2 separate regions of the Homo sapiens genome follow, and region 2 is linked to region 1. Evidence: read pairs that join two places in POLR2A ChIA-PET (ENCODE). Cell type or tissue: PC-9. All regions are shown on one strand.

What was found. ChIA-PET counts read pairs that join two places held together with the same protein. Peaks named below come from ENCODE experiments on the same cell type or tissue, not always from the same donor. Only the 100,000 strongest peaks of a DNase experiment are listed, where the experiment ranks them.
Region 2: POLR2A ChIA-PET joins it to region 1 with 6 read pairs; 12 of 35 experiments call an interaction of 5 or more read pairs at or near these places.

Annotation. Positions count from the first base shown.
Region 1 is chr12:62,728,795-62,736,794 of GRCh38, reverse strand. All of the region lies in intron 5 of PPM1H (protein phosphatase, Mg2+/Mn2+ dependent 1H), which reads left to right. Among named protein-coding and RNA genes, the nearest start is that of MIRLET7I, 130 kb to the right of the region's middle. In PC-9, no CTCF peak of the experiment used is centred here; DNase peaks (open chromatin) are centred at 3,614, 4,594 and 5,534; H3K4me3 peaks cover 301 bases; H3K27ac peaks cover 6,727 bases.
Region 2 is chr12:62,613,460-62,621,459 of GRCh38, reverse strand. It overlaps MIRLET7IHG (MIRLET7I host gene), which reads right to left. Exons shown (of 2, transcript NR_186001.1): 2 at 1-7,855. Among named protein-coding and RNA genes, the nearest start is that of MIRLET7I, 14 kb to the right of the region's middle. In PC-9, no CTCF peak of the experiment used is centred here; a DNase peak (open chromatin) is centred at 3,009; H3K27ac peaks cover 464 bases.

The sequences.
Region 1 (8,000 bases):
AGGAACTAACCCTGTGAATCATAGTTCTGTGGATGAAATATTTTCTCGCCAACTGGATTTCTTTGTAGACAACACAGCTAAAGTAGTGCCCATCTGCTCTTAGGAAACAATTGATCCAGGCTACTCAAAAAGGACTTTGCATCTCTGCATTTCAGTATTTGTGGTCAGGATTTAATTAATTTGGTTGATTTAGAAAGCAGCTCTGCACTTTCCTTCCATTTCCATGTCTGTGTTTTCATTCATTTTATTCTATGAACTGTGTCACTTTAACTACTTATTTGGTGTATAAGACAGCAGGAATCCAAAATGACTGTAAAAACAGTACTTCAATCTTTCACCTACTGTTGCTTTCTAACCTTTGTGGTGGTGTCTTAAGCTGATAAACTTGAAACCACTACTAGGGAATCCAGGCTTCAGACCTCGTCATTTTCTTTGGTAGTCTAGGCCGGTGGAAAGGACCCCACTGCAGCCTTCAGATCTTCATTCTGGCCCCAGCTGTGTTACCAGCTGGACAGTTTTGTGCAAGTTTCTTAACCTTTCCTGACCTCGGTTTATCACTTGTGAAATGGAGAGCTGGACGATAGGGCCACCAAGGGCCTCTGAGCTGCAAGGATCCCTCCAAGTAGAATTCGTTATAGCTAGCCTCTCTGCCACCTGTCTGGCTTTCTCCACTCTATTCCACAAGGCTATCCAAGTGACCTCATTACCCACCTTGTCACTCCCCTATCTAAAAGCCTTTGGCTCCCTGCAATTTACAGAATGCAGACCGCCCTTCTTGGCCTTGCTGGAATCCTGGCCCCTGCCCACATCTCCAGTCCTATCTCAATGTTGCCACCACCACCACTGCCACCAGGCATCCCATGCTCCAGCCACAGAGAACTACCTTCCATTTCCAGGACATATCATGATTTCTCTGATCTCTGACCCCCATGCCTTTGGAAGTATGGTCTGCCTGGATGGCCTTTTCTTTCTTTTCTGTTAGGAGAACTCCTCTTCATTCTTTAAGACTCCAGCACAAATATCACTTCTTCTGCAAAGTGTCCCCTAATCCTCCTAGGGAGTCAGTCCCCAGTGCTTGTACCACAGCTTCCAGATCCCTGCAGTGTGGCTCTCAGCATATGGTGTTGCTTGTTCTGGTCTCTCCCCCTCTTCAGACTGTGTTCTGGAGGGCAGGCCACTTACCTTAGTCACCTCATATTGCCAGTATTCAACACAGCACCTGGCACAAGGGAGATATAGAACCAGTATCTGTTTACTGAACGAAAGATTTAAAAACAGGCTGGGCACGGTGGCTCATGCCTGTAATCCCAGCACTTTGGAAGGCTGAGGTGGGAGGATCGCTTGAGCCCAGGAGTTCAAGACCAGTCTGGGCAACATGGCAAAATGCTGTCTCTACAAAACAAATCCAAAAAAAAATTAGCCAGGCATGGTGATGTGTGCCTGTAGTCCCAGCTACTCAGGAGGCCGAAGTGGGAGGATCACTTGAGCCCAGAAGGCAGAGGTTGCAGTGAACCGAGACTGCACCACTGCACTCTTGGGGCAGCCTAGGTAAAGAGTGAGACCTTGTCTCTTTAAAAAAAAGAAAAAAAAAATTAAAAACAATATTCATATTGACTTCTAGATCATTACCAAACAGTCCTTTCTCTTCTGCCCTCCGCCCAAACATTTCACAGCAGGGTATGAAGCCTTTGCCTTCCTTGCCTCTATTATATCCTATCCTCACCTTCCGTTGTTTTTTTGTTTTTTGTTTTGAGACAGGGTTTCACTCTGTCGTCCAGTCTAAACTGTAGTAGCACAACCATGGCTCACTGTGGCCTCAACCTCCTAGGCCCAACAAATCCTCCTACCTCAGCCTCTGTTTAGCTAGGACTACAGGTGCACCACCGTGCCTGGCTAATTATTTTTTTCTTTTGTAGAGATGGGGGGGTCTCACTGTCTTGCCAGGGCTGGTCTTAAACTCCTGGGCTCAAGCAATCCTCTCACCTCAGCCTCCCAAATTGCTGGGGGTTACAAGCGTGAGCCACTATGCACAGCCCACCTCCTGCTCTTTATTGAAACCCATTTCCTATTCAGGTTTCTGTTTTCCTACAAGAGGCAATGAATAATAAGTTAACTTTTTGCACTTTCTGTTTTAAAATGATTTCATCTTTTCATGTTACAAGAATGGACCTGGGAGGTTAACTTGGTTGGGGGAAGTATAGGAATGCTGACATTTTCAGATTCCCAAATGTCAGCGGTATATTTTGGGATGGTTGAAATAAGATGCATGTGGCTTCAGATCTCACGTAAGTGTATGTAATTTCCACAAGGAACTTCAGTGACTCCCAATTTCTTCAACAGTAATGGGATAGAAAACTTCAGAAGTCTGTGTAAGGACTAATACATGCCGTACTGTTTTGTGACAGAAAGTACTACTCATTTAGCTATTGTATGAGGAATTAAAGTCTTACCACTACAAATCTGTCTTCATCTGTTTGGGCTGCTGTAGCAAAAAACCATAAACTGGGTAGTTAATAAACAACAGAATTAATTTCTCACAGATGTAGAGGCTGGGAAGTCCAACATCAAGGTGCTGGTAGAGTCAAGGTCTGGTGAGGGCTCTACTTCCTGATTTGTAGGCAGCCGTCTTTTTTTTTTATTTTCTTTAAAAAAAAAAAAAAAATTCATGTGGCAGAAGGCACAAGGATGCTCCCTGGAGCCTCTTTTATAAGGGCTCTAATCCCATTTATGAGGGCTCTACCCTCATGACCTAATCACTTCCCAAAGGCCCCACATCTAAATGCCATCACACTGGGGATTTGGCTTCAACATGTGAGTTTTGGGGAGATACATTCAGTCGGTAGCAAAGATCCCACTGGCCTGCAAACCAGGGTAATTTTTTTCCTCGTTTTTATTTAAGAACCATTTCTAACGTTGCTAAGATTAATGCATAATTTGGTGTCGCCCTTAAACAATCAGTGTGGACACTATTAGTCCACAGAACCGAACCTAATGTCTGAATTTTTAAAAGGTGAAAATGCTGCCCATATCCTTTTTAATCCTTACTCCTAAATCAAATGGGTTACTCTAGTTTATAACTAAAAACATTTCTCCTCAGACATCAGGAGTTTAAATACTCAGAACATAAAATACCCTGAGTTAGAATATTCATAGCATAAAATAATCTTATGGTGAAATCTTTATGGTAAATACTTGAGGGAATTAGAGATTAATAGTGTAAAATCTTGAAAATAGTATCGGCCAGGCATGGTGGCTCACACCTGTAATCCTAGCACTTTGAGAGGCCAAGGTGGGCAGATCACAAGGTCAGGAGTTCGAGACCAGCCTGGCCAACATGGTGAAACCCCATCTCTACTAAAAATACCAAAAAAAATCAGCTGGGTATGGTGGCACGCGCCTCTAATCCCTGCTACTCAAGAGGCTGAGGCAGGAGAATTGCTTGAACCTGGGAGGCGGAGGTTGCAGTAAGCCGAGATTGTGCCACTGCAACTCCAGCCTGGGCAACAGAGCAAGACTCCATCTTGGCAGGGAGGGGGGTGGAGAAAATAGTATCAACTATGAGAGGAAAATAGGAGTGTGATGTGGATTTCTCCCAGCCCAGCCCAGTCATGAGTCATTTGACCTCTAGTTTCCCCTCACACTCTGTCTCTGAATCTCCTTTCTTCCTGAATGAAACGGGTAGCAATACTTCCTTTTAGGTACTCATAACATGCTCAGAAATTAAAACGAAAAGTAACTGCATGGTAATATAAAATACAGTATACTGTGTTATAATTTTAAGTGCGTGTAATCCTACTGATTCATTATTTTAAGCATTCATTCCCTTGAATGATTACAAAATAGTTTAGTACAATGATAGTTGTATCATCTTCCTTAACGTGGCCTCATCAGTTATTAGTCACTGAAAAATTAACAGTGTATTCCTTGTTCTTAGGGTAAATCAAATTTTATATTTAGGGTATATGAAGAAACATCTATGATAGAGTCATTAAAACTTCTGGGTCCCCATCCTGGCTAACACGGTGAAACCCCGTCCCTACTAAAAATACAAAAAAATTAGCCGGGCGTAGTGGCGGGCGCCTGTAGTCCCAGCTACTCGGGAGGCTGAGGCAGGAGAATGGCGTGAACCCGGGAGGCAGAACTTGCAGTGAGCTGAGATCGCACCACTGCACTCCAGCCTGGGTGACAGAGAGAGACTCTGTCTCAAAAAAAAAAAAAACCGAAAACAAAAAAAAACTTCTGGGTCCCTAGCCACTTGCATTGAGCAGATGTCTGCAGTCCCAGGTCTGTTTGACTTGTAGAAATGGTAAATGCTTTTCTTGCTAGTGAAGAAGGTGGTCAGAGTCCTTTCTACATGAACCATTTTGATCCACATCAAAGAGGAATGTTCAGTGTTCTTGGTATGCACAGTCTGGACATTCGGGGATTATGGAACTGGAAGCAGATTACAAGATGATGGATGTGGCAGGCACATTAATTTTGTTTGGTCTTGCATTCTGACCTCAGAGGGCCCTTCATGTGGCTCTCTGGGTAATGTGAACTTTGTTTCATAGATTCTCAGGCAGGGTGATTAATTGAGCAGGCTTGAGGGTTTGACATGTTCACACGGAATGTGGCAGGTGTGTGATGAGGAGTTCAAGGGACGGGCACTCCTGCCTCAGCACCAGGGAGAGCTGATGATCTGCAGTCGTGACTAACCCTTGCTCTTCTGTTGCTGGGTTTTGTTTCTAAGGTCTCCATGGTGATTGAAATAAAATATTTAAGGGGCTTCACCAAGCTGGACAGAATGTTTTGGTGGAGTCAAGGCTCAGATAGGAGGGAAGGGTGTCTGGTTGATGGACATTTCACAACAGATTTTACTGTTCTGATACTGTGGCCTCAAGGAAATCACCCCTACCTTTGCTTCAGGTCACAGCCAGAAATGGATCTCCCTCAGGAGACATCCATAGCCCTGAGGTATGAGAGTGATGGTTTTCCCTCCATTCTGCCGGTACATATTTATAAACTCTGACTTGATTACATTAAGTCGTGCCGGTGTCATCATATCTTCAAATAACATACTTCTGTCCTTGCAGAATAATCCAAGTTTGCAGCTGTTTTTCATCAAGGGCAATGTATAGAAGAGATGAACGTGGGTTTCAAGTACATATTTGATGAACACAAGTGCAACATTATCTGAGGTGATTTCTTGCAATGTCCTTGGAACTACCCCCAGCTCTCAACGCCGAGCCGGGTTCTGTTTGTCTGCTGTTTCCCTGGTGCTGCTTGGCTCTCTGGGATTTTTCCTGCTCAAGAGTTGTCTGCAGAAAAGTATTCCTTAAGCCTGAACCTGCTTTGAAGACAGGAGGCTATAAGTGGGGAGGTTCAAGCGTGCTGGTGGGTCAAAATGACAGGTGCACCACCTTGGCATCCCACCTAACCTTGAGAGCAGGTGGCTAAAGCCAGCAAGCCTGGCTTTATTCAGAAAGAGACAGTTTCAATATCTCCGTGTTTTGCTCCCTGGGAGAATGTCTGAGTCATAAAAAAATCCACTCCAGTCCCACCTACTTCCTCATTTAACCTCCTTTCATAAAATGGCATATGAGGTTCAAATTTTCTAATTATAAAATGGCAGACTAGAAGCTATTGTGGCATTTTTTTCTGTTTACAATAGGTCCCCTGGATCACGTAGAAATTTAAATGTGAACTTCTCTTAAAATCTTCATAAACCAGGCAGAATTTTATTCGTATTCAGTTCTGTAATAGCTTATATATACAAGCTCGGTTCTTGTTACTTTGAGATTTTTGACAACAAATTAAGAACAGAGTTCTTTATGAAAGAATCCAACCTATACATATTTGGGTCTCAGCCATTTCACATTTTTTCTAACCCAAACCAAAATATTCTATTCCTGCACTGTAAATCAGGCAGCCAGCCTTGGCTCTGGAAAAGCTGTCTCATTTGACTGTTAGCGTGACTGTTAGTGATCACCAGTGGTTTGGCTGACATTATTAATTTCATTTCATTCTTGACCTTAGACTTTCTATCTTGATAAATCATCTTGAATTGCAAGGCTTCCAATCCTCTTCTCATATAATCTGAGGAGATTTTCCCCTTCTAAGGGCAAGAAAAAGGAGAGATTACTCAATTAAAAAAAAAAAGTTTTGTATTGTACACGGAAAATTCGTATTTTGATTACTTTCTCTCAAATGCTGTGAGGTCTGAACATTTAAAAAATTAATTAATGTATAAGTTTTAGGTAGAGGATTCTAGTTTTAGTCAGAGAACTTTACAAAAGATTTTCTGTCGTGGAATCTGCCATCTCATTTATCTTATTTAACACATGAGTATTCTTATTTTCCACATTCTGCTGATGAGGGTGGAAATTGGAACAACTCCTTTGAAAAAGAGTTTGGCAGTCTCCCTGAAGTTGAAAGTGCTGTGGTCCAGCAGTGTTACTCCTAAGTGTGTACCTAACAGAAATGCGTATGAATGTTTACCCAAAGACCAGAGCGTGCATAGCAGCACTGTTTGTAACAGCTTAAACGGGAAACTTCCATGTGCCTCCATGTGAAGAGACCACCAAACAGGCTTTGTGTGAGCAATAAAGCTGTTTATTTCACCTGGATGCAGGTGGGCTGAGTCCGAAAAGAGAGTCAGCAAAGGGAGATAGGGGTGGGGCCGTTTTATAGGATTCGGGTAGGTAAAGGAAAATTACAGTCAAAGGGGGGTTGTTCTCTGGCGGGCAGAGTGGGGGTCACAGGGTGCTCAGTAGGGGAGCTTTTGAGCCAGGATGAGCCAGGAGAAGGAATTTCACAAGACCATGTCATCAGTTAAGGCAGGAACAGGCCATTTTCACTTCTTTTGTGGTGAAATGTCATCAGTTAAGGCAGGAACCGGCCATCTGGATGTGTACGTGCAGGTCACAGGGGATATGATGGCTTATCTGAATGCCCCTGGAAAGTAGAATGGGTAAATAAATAATGAAATAATCACAGGATGGAATTAACATACAGCACGGAGAATGAGCAAGTCGCAGTTACACACAACATGGATGAATTTCGCAGACTTAATACCCAGCAAAGAGGGCATCCTGTAGGATTTCAGATGAAGCACAGAAACAGGCAAGGCCAGTCTTGAAGTTGGAATAGTGCCCCTTTGGGGCAGTGACAGTGATTGGATGGGGTGCTGATGATGGGGTGCTGGTCCCAGGATGCTGGTAATGTTCTTTCTTGATCGGGAGGCCAGCTACACAGGTGTGTTCAATTTGTGAAACTTCATCAGCTTGTATGCGTATGAGAAGAGCACTTTACCACATATAATTCACTGAAAAGTTTAAGTAGTTTCACTTTATTTAACTCCATGTATCCTTTCTTTAACTGCACATTACCCTTTGCAGGAGGGGCCATCTTTGGTGCCAATGTCTGCACTCCTGCCTCCTCTCTGCCCCACTCTCTTCTCTCCTAGGATTACCTCCAAATGCCATGCTCTCTCCCACTTCCCTGCCTTTGCTGTGGCCACACTTGCCCTAGAGCTCTTGCCTGACCAACTCTTAAGCTCCTTTGCAGATTCTCTCTGATCCTCTTCAGTGTGTGACCCACTCTGTTCCTTGGTCCCTGTGAATGGCTCCATTTCTGCCCGTAAGCCGCCCTCAGCCTCCTTCACTTGTGTGGGTCAGCTCTGAGCAGAGGGTCCTCTTTTTGTGTTCTTTGAGCCCCAAACCCCTAGTCCCTGGTACTTAGCATATGTAAGGGCTCAAATGTTAGTTGCATGAATTCCTTTGTCTGGATACCCCAAGCCCTGGGACAGTCTCCTTCTTGGCTGACACTACTCACTGGCCAGCTGACCACAAAGCAACAGGAAAAAAAAATTATCAAAAGGAGGAAGAAAATGAGGAAGCATTTTGTATTCCCTAGCAAGCAATTTTGAGTAACCTCAAAGCCCCATCTTTGTGTCCACTGGCAGGCTGGTGCTCAGCCCTCCGCTGGAGCCCTGGTCACCTTAGACTTCTCCCATAACC
Region 2 (8,000 bases), 120 kb after region 1:
GCGTGTACTGTTTGCTTCCTGGCACTTGGGTTAAGTGGTTTACATGCAAATGTACACAAGACAGGCATGGGCCAGCCACCATGGATCAGAATTCAGTGGGAGATGCAGATGAGTAAATAGGCAATCACAATTCGTTGTGATGACTGCTGACAAAGGGGAAGACGCAGGTGTTACGAGAGCCTCTAACTCAAATAAGGAGTCAGGAGGGAGAGGGAGGAGTGGCTGTTAGTGTTGTGTTGTCCTCTAATCAAGGTTCACGGGCAAGACTGGAGGAAGGCAAGAGAAGCCACGGAGACCAGTTAGAGAGCTGTAGGAATAGGTGATTAGAATTACACATTTTAAGCCGCCTCCTCCTCCATCTCTAATGAATGAAAACATAGCCGTGATAGGGAGCATGCCTAGAGCATGATGGGCTGTTCAAGTTGTTATAACAACCCTTCTAAAGATTTGCTTCCATCCGATATGAAGTCTTCTGATAAAATATGTAAAATGACAACACAGGTCAAAATGATATTGAGGCATTATTTTGCATACCTGGAGGGATCACATGCAAAGCAGCAGAGAAAGTGGAAACACGGGTGTGTTCTTTCCTCATGCTTCAGAAGCATGATTCCCACAGAAGAAGTTATACACTTGAGAGGCACAGAGTTACAGGCTAACATCAGCAAGGGGAGGAATTCTGGCTTTGATGCTCTTGTGTAAATTAGGTGAGCTCACATCTTTAAGACAACACCTCAAGTTGCTTATATGCTGTACTTACAACAATACCAGAGAGATCACTCTCTATTAAAAAGCAGGCTCCACTGGTCCTATTGCTTGCTGTCACCACCACTACCTATATCTGGGGCACTGCCAAATATACAGCAGAGTCTCAATAAATATCTAACTACCTTAAAAGGGCTTATCAAATTTTGTACAGATTACAGACAGTGATGGGGCTAGGTACACTCAGAATAATTAACTCCGTGTTCTAAACGCTACCAAGAGCTCTAAGTATGCAGTTAACTATTTAGAGAAATGGAGGAGCTTCCACTATACTACCAAGTACATAGGAAAAATATTTAAACCCAGCCCTGGTGTATACTACAATGGAATAACTTCTCTATGGAAAATGGTGGCAGCTGTCAATGAGGTGGCATCTCCTGCCTGTCACCCGTCTGTGACTATTTCTGTTCTGTTTTCAAATGCCTCTTTTCCTATTTGTTCTTTTCTAGCTTTCATTCAAGGCTTCCCCAGCAGCCGTGTAGGTGTTGTGAGGGAGGGAGGGAGCTGGTAGGTGTGTCCTTTTTCTTCTAGCTTGGGCTACTGCTATAATATTTCCTATCAGAGTAGAGGGGGAAGAAGTGGAGAGAAAACAACTCAGGAAATGAAAGAAGAGAAGAATGAGAAAGAAGAGGATCATATCAAGGAAAAAGAAAATGGAAGAGAAGTAGAGGCAACCTGAAGACTGAGGGAATGGGAGAGTCCTCATTATCTCAGGCAGGGCATGTGATACATATTAAGATAGGAATTGAGTAGAGGACACTGTAATCTGCAGTCAGCGAGGCATGTCCTTTGCTGGTGCTTTCCTCTGCTTTGCTTTTGCATTGTCATTTCACTGTTAATAGCACCTACCTTGTAAAGGGAGAGAAGAAATGAAATTGGGTTCACCATTTTAGAACTTAATAGGTTAAAACAACACAAATGTATTATCTTCACGTACTGGAGGTCGGAAGTCTGAAATGGGTCTCACTAGGCTAAAATCAAGGCAACAGCAGAGCTTTCTGGAAGTCTAGGTGAGAATCTGTTTCCTTACCTTTTCCAGCTTCTAGAGGCATCCCCTTGGTTCATGGCCCCCTTCCTTCATCTTGAAAGCCAGCAATGGCAGGCAGAATCCTCACATCTCATCACTCTCTCCTCTGTAGCCACGTCTTCTCTGACTCTGATTCTTCTGTCTCTGTCTTCCATTGTGATTATATTGGGCTCACCTGGATAAATTATGCTACATTCCCTATCTTAAGGTCAGCTAATTAATCTTAATTCCACCTGCACTCTTAATTCCCCTTTGCCCTGTAACCTAACATATTCATAGATTCTAGGGGTTAGGACGTGAACATCATTAGGGGGCCCATTATTCTGTTGACTGCAAAAACTATATAACTTTGCTGAAACTATACTATTTTCATTTTCCCCCTAATATTCTTAAAAAACAAGAACTCTGAATGTCAGTAATTTATTTTTTCCCTTTCTGGGTTTGCTAGAAACAGAAGTAACAATCCTAGCCATCTGTCATTTAAACAAAGGAAGATTTATTGCCTTTGACTAAAATGGCATTTGCCACAATAGCAATACTAAACACTTCAGCAAAGACAGAGTCTGTCTGGCAGAGGCAACAGCATGCCATCAGCACCTCTTCTTACCAGCGCGGCACAGTTCTCAGTGGTCTTGCATCCTTACCCTGGAAAGCAGTCAAGGGGATCTGGTGCTCTAATGATGGGCCAACAAGAGAGTGAGAGATTAAGATTGGGATTATATGGGTGTATTAAACATTTGAAAGGGACCTTTTAGACTACTTCAAATAGCTACCGTTTATGGAACACCTTCCTTGTGTCAGGACTTTGTTGGGTACTTTAGGTATAGTATCTGTGATCCTCAGAACAACTTCTCATGATGGGTATTACAAACAAGGAAACGGAGATTAAGAAATTCACCTGAGGTCATACAGCTATTAAATAGCAGAGAGAGAAAATAACTCCCCAGCTACCTGACTCTAAAGCCTTTGCCCCCTCATGCACAGAATAACTCACTGCAGAATTATCTAATGCCCATAAGGTAAGTGGTAGCAATGGAAATAGGTAGGAGTTCTGTTGCTGAGGCCCTGAAGTCACCAGGTTTTGTCCTCACCTCCTCAATCAACTAACTAAACAGCATTAACACCCCCAGTTTCCTGATTAGTGGTTTATCTAAAGTCCCATGAGTCAGTGGGCTCTAATTGTGAGTCTACTCTTTGTTTCTGATGTTACATCACTTCTCCTCAAAGATAGCTATATATTTACTTAGGAAGAAATTAAGAAAGTAGGCAAATAAATGAAGAAACTGAGCAAAGAAGAAAAAAATGAAAATTAGAGCACTTTTTTGTGTAAGAGGGAGTAGCTCAATTCTGTAGAACACTGAAAAAGTCATGGAACTACTGAGCTTTGTTCTGCGAAACTTGGAAACTATGATTTTCTATTATTTACTTGGCCTCTTTAGACTGCATCCTCAGAGGAAATGTATCTTTGAACTCAAATTCAGTATTTGATCAAACCATACAACTAAAAATGTTAATTAAAAACAAAGCCAAAACCAACAACAGCCTAAATATTGGGGAAAATTCCTTTTGTGAATTAAATTCACTTAGTAATAAATTCATTTTTTTAATTAAGGCTTTGCAAGCTTTCAGTTTATGAAAAGATGTTATTATTGATGGAATTCAGTTTTCCTGACAGCTTGGTATTATTTTTAAATCTAAGAATGCTCATCATTGTAGTAAGAGACATGGCCTAGTATCATGCAAAGACCTTTCCTAAGGTATGGCAAATCAGAGGATTTTCCCAGGCCCCATACAGTGCACAATGCCAAATTGTTGTTGGAATCCTTCAGAATAAGGAGTTTCTGTAATTTATCTTACACCCGTGGTAGCCAGCACATTGAGGGATCACATAGTGATAATAATAATGGTTAAATAAAGAAATGTGTATTTATATACATGTGTAAATTGACTCACAGAATCACATGAACAAATTTATTTTCTAAAGTAAAACAATTCAGGTAAAATTGTCCTCTTCTTTTCTGGTCCCCCACTCTTCAAAAACCCTCTTTCTTTTAGGCTTTCCCTTTCCACACTGTTATTGCCATTAATTTTATTTAGATTAGAAATCTGTACAAAAATGGTAGCAAAGAGGAGACAACGCATACATCTGACCTAGACTCCAAAGCTTTACAGATGGCCCATAGCATGGAGAGAAGCCAGGACAAATTTTAGCATAGTCTTCTACATTGCATCAATGTCATTACTTGAGTATCAACTTAAGGATCCTTACTCAAAATAGACTCAGGTGGCCTAGAAAAGTGCTTGAAATTTTCTGCCTATTCCATGGGGTAAACATTGAAGTTTGCTATTGTAATCATTCAAGTCAAATTTTTGTGTTAACACTGGCATTATTTATATTAGCTATGTAGTCACTCTGTGTTTTTTTATAAAAACTAAGTAGATAAGTTCAGAGTTTGGATAATGGTAAAAAGCCAGAAAATGTCTGGAACATAGAGAGAGGCCTGGGGTGGGGGTTGGAGAGGACTGTAGAGGTTAGGGACTTTGGGGAACTATAAGTCAGCATGAGGGTGCTGGATTCCATGGGTAAAGATAATACCACTGACAGGGAAAAAGAATGATAAAAGAGACTAACATTTAAAAAAAAAAATTATGTGCCAGGCAGGCCTTGTGTTAGATACTTGGCATATACAGACAAGAGAGTCACAGGAAGGAGAAGTTTTGTGCTTATTTACGGTCACTCAACCTACATTCAAATACATTTTTGTGTTGTTTTATTATATGATTTTTTAAGTTACAAAAAAAAAAAAGAGGGAAGAAGGAAAAGCAATAAGGCAAACTTGCCAATAGGTTCATGAACAAAAGTCAATTATGGAATGTGGCAGAAGGCAAATATAAATGTATTCAAAGTTTTACCTTTAACAATTACACTTGTGGTTCCAGTTATCTGTTGATAATATAAATTACTCCGTATTTAGTGACTCAAACAACAATTTTATTTCTCTCTCATGGGTCTGGAGTTTGGCTGGATTCAGCTAGGTAGTTCTTGCTGAGGGTCATTCATGGGGTTGTCATCGGATGGTGGCTGGTGATGGAAGCATCTGAAGACTTACTAATTGCAGCCGGGCATGGTGGCTCATGCCTACAATTCCAGCACTTTGGGAGACTGAGGTAGGAGGATTACTTGAGCTTAGGAGTTCAAGACCAGCCTGGGCAACATAGTGAGAACCCATTTCGATTTATTTAAAAAAAAAAATTAAAACCAAAAAGAAATGAAGGCTTACTACTTGCATATTTGGAGCCTGGGCTGGGAAGGCTCACACATTTGGTCCTCTTCTCTCTCTCTGTGGTTCTTCCACATGGTCTTTCCAGTGTTGTGGCTTCAGGGTAGGTGGTTTTCTTCCATGGCAGCTCAGGGCTCCAAAGGCACATGTTCTGAGAAAGAACTAGGTGGCAGCTGTATCACCCCTTATTACCCTGTCTCAGAGTTCACACAGCATCCTTCTGCTGCATTTAATCACAAAGGTCCACTCATGTTCCAAAGGAAGAGACACAGATTCCACCTCTTGTTGAGAGTAGTATTAAAGAATTGGTGGACACATTTTCAAACCACCATAATCTGCTCTCAGGCCACATATTATTTACATCCTTCCCACATGCAAAATATACTCACCCCCTCCCAAGACCTTCTGAAATTCTCATTTATTAAGACATTGGGCTCAGGCTCAAGGTCCAGGACTTTATCAGTGAAATCAGGTCACGTGTGGATAAAGATACTTGTGTGTGGTCCTGTGAGTACAGCTCACGTGGCATTCCTTGAGGTCTGAAAAATCTGTCAGCTAGTGAGACAAATTATCTCTCCCTCATACCCAATATACATAGTGGAGTAGGTATGGGGTAACCATTATAAATAATCCCATTCACAAAGGGAGAAAAAAGAGGCATGTGGCGACCTCCATAGCAAGTCTATTGTCTTTCACGGTTCTGGGGCTTGACTAAGCTAATCTAGATGGTTTTCGTTGAAGGGGTCTCATGAGCTTACAGCTAGATGGTGGCTGGTGCTGGAACCATCTGAAGGCTTGCTCACTCATATATATGGCACCTGGTCTGGGAGGACTTAAATAGCTGGGATTGGGAGCAGCTGGGCTTCTTCAGACACCTCTTTCTAACTCTATGTGATTTCCCTGTGGTCTCTTCAGCATGGTAGCTTCAGGGTAGCTATTCTTACATGGCAACCCAGAGCTCTAAAATGCAGGGGCATGGGGAAGCTGTATCACCTCTTATGACCCTGTCTCAAAAGTCACATAGTGTCTTTTCTGTCATATTCTATTTGTTGAGGCAGCACAAAGGCCACTTAGGTTCAAGAAAAGGGAACACAAGACTATATTTTTTACTGAGAAGTGTCAAAGATTTTGCAGACATGTTTTTAAACCACCACAACTGGAAGAAGGAAAAAGAACAAAAAGAAAAGCTTATGAACTGTTGCTGAAAAATTATGCTATATCCTATGGCACCAAATTGGTTGGTGGTTGCAGCCACAAATCTGAGTGATGATGGACAAAAACAGGTCAAGGGTCATATTCAAATGCATGAAATTATTTCAGCTTTTTGTTCCTCAAGAAAGACCTATTTCTTACTTCACTTACTGAAAGAGAGAGAGAGAGAGACAGAGAGAGAGAAAGGGAAAGAGAGAGAGAGACCCAAATGCTCTTTCAGGAAAGCTAAGTTCTAAAATGGAGGGTCGGCAAACTATGGCCTAGAAGTCAAATCTGGCCTATGGCCTGTTTCTGTATGGCCCAAGAGCTGAGAATGATTTTATGCTTTTAAAGAGAAAGAAGAAAGAGAAGAAGAAAAAGAAGGAAGAGGAAGGGAAGAAAAGGAGGAGGAAGGTGGAGACCCAGCAGCATATGCAACAGAGGCCATCTGTGGCCCGCAAAGCTAAACATACTCTGGCCCTTTGCAGAGAAGTTGACCCCTGTTTCAAAGCACTTTCAAATGTGTTTTCAGATGGTTTCCACAGCTAGAATAGCAAATATACCTTTAAAGTGCTTCTAATATATAGATTTTCCTCATAAAATGTAGTAATAACGCAGGACTTGTCCTATCAATTTTTTCTATTATATATTCAATCTCACATATACATATTCTCTCTCATTTATCCTCTACCCACCTACCAATATTCTCATCCCTCCCATAAAAAAACATAATCCTGGCTGGGCGTAGTGGCTCACGCCTATAATCCTAGAAGTTTCAGAGGCCGAGCCGGGAGGATTGCTTGAGTTCAGGAGTTCAAGACCAGCCTGGGCAACATAGTGAGATCTCATCTCTCCAAAAATAAAAATAAAAAATAAAAATCCTTTCTTTTCCCTTGTGTAATTTTCCTTCTCAAAAGCCATAAATGTTTCTTATTCCAAAATAAATCAAAACTCCTAATGCTTACAGGTCACTCATGATCTAGCCCATAACCCTATTTCCAGCCTCTTTGTCTACACCACTTATCTGTCCCTTTGTCCCCAGATTCCTATACAGCATCTACATTAGACTACTTGCTCTTCCTTGAAGAGTCCATGCCTTTCCATATACCCATGACTTTTCTCTTGTTCTTATATCCAGAAATGACCATTCTTGTCATATTGAAAATACGCTTATTTTTCATGTTTCCTGTGCCAATTCGCTAGTTGAAACTGTTGCTCAGTGTTCAGCATTCCCATGGCATGTCACTGTATGTAGATCTACATAACACTTGTTTCATTCTGTTTGCAGTTATTTATATACATGTCTTTTTCCTCAAATAGAAAAGCTCCTTCAAGGCAAGTGCTATTTCTTAGTCATCTTGATATCCAGTAAATACACTAATAGGTCCGGCATGGTGGCTCGTGCCTGTAATCCCAGCACTTTGGGAGGCCGAGGCTGGCGGATCACTTGAGGTCAGGAGTTTGAGACCAGCCTGGCCAACATGGCAAAACCCCATCTCTACTAAAAATACAAAAAAAATTGGCCGGGTGGGGTGGCATGGGCCTGTAATTCCAATTACTTGGGAGGCTGAGGCAGGAGAATCTCTTGAACCTAGGAGGGAGAGAGAGGTTGCAGTGAGCCGAGTTCGCACCATTGCACTCTAGCCTGGGCAATAGAGCTAGACTCCATCTCAAAAAATATATATATATACACACACATACACACACACACACACTAATAATTGTTAAACAAATGA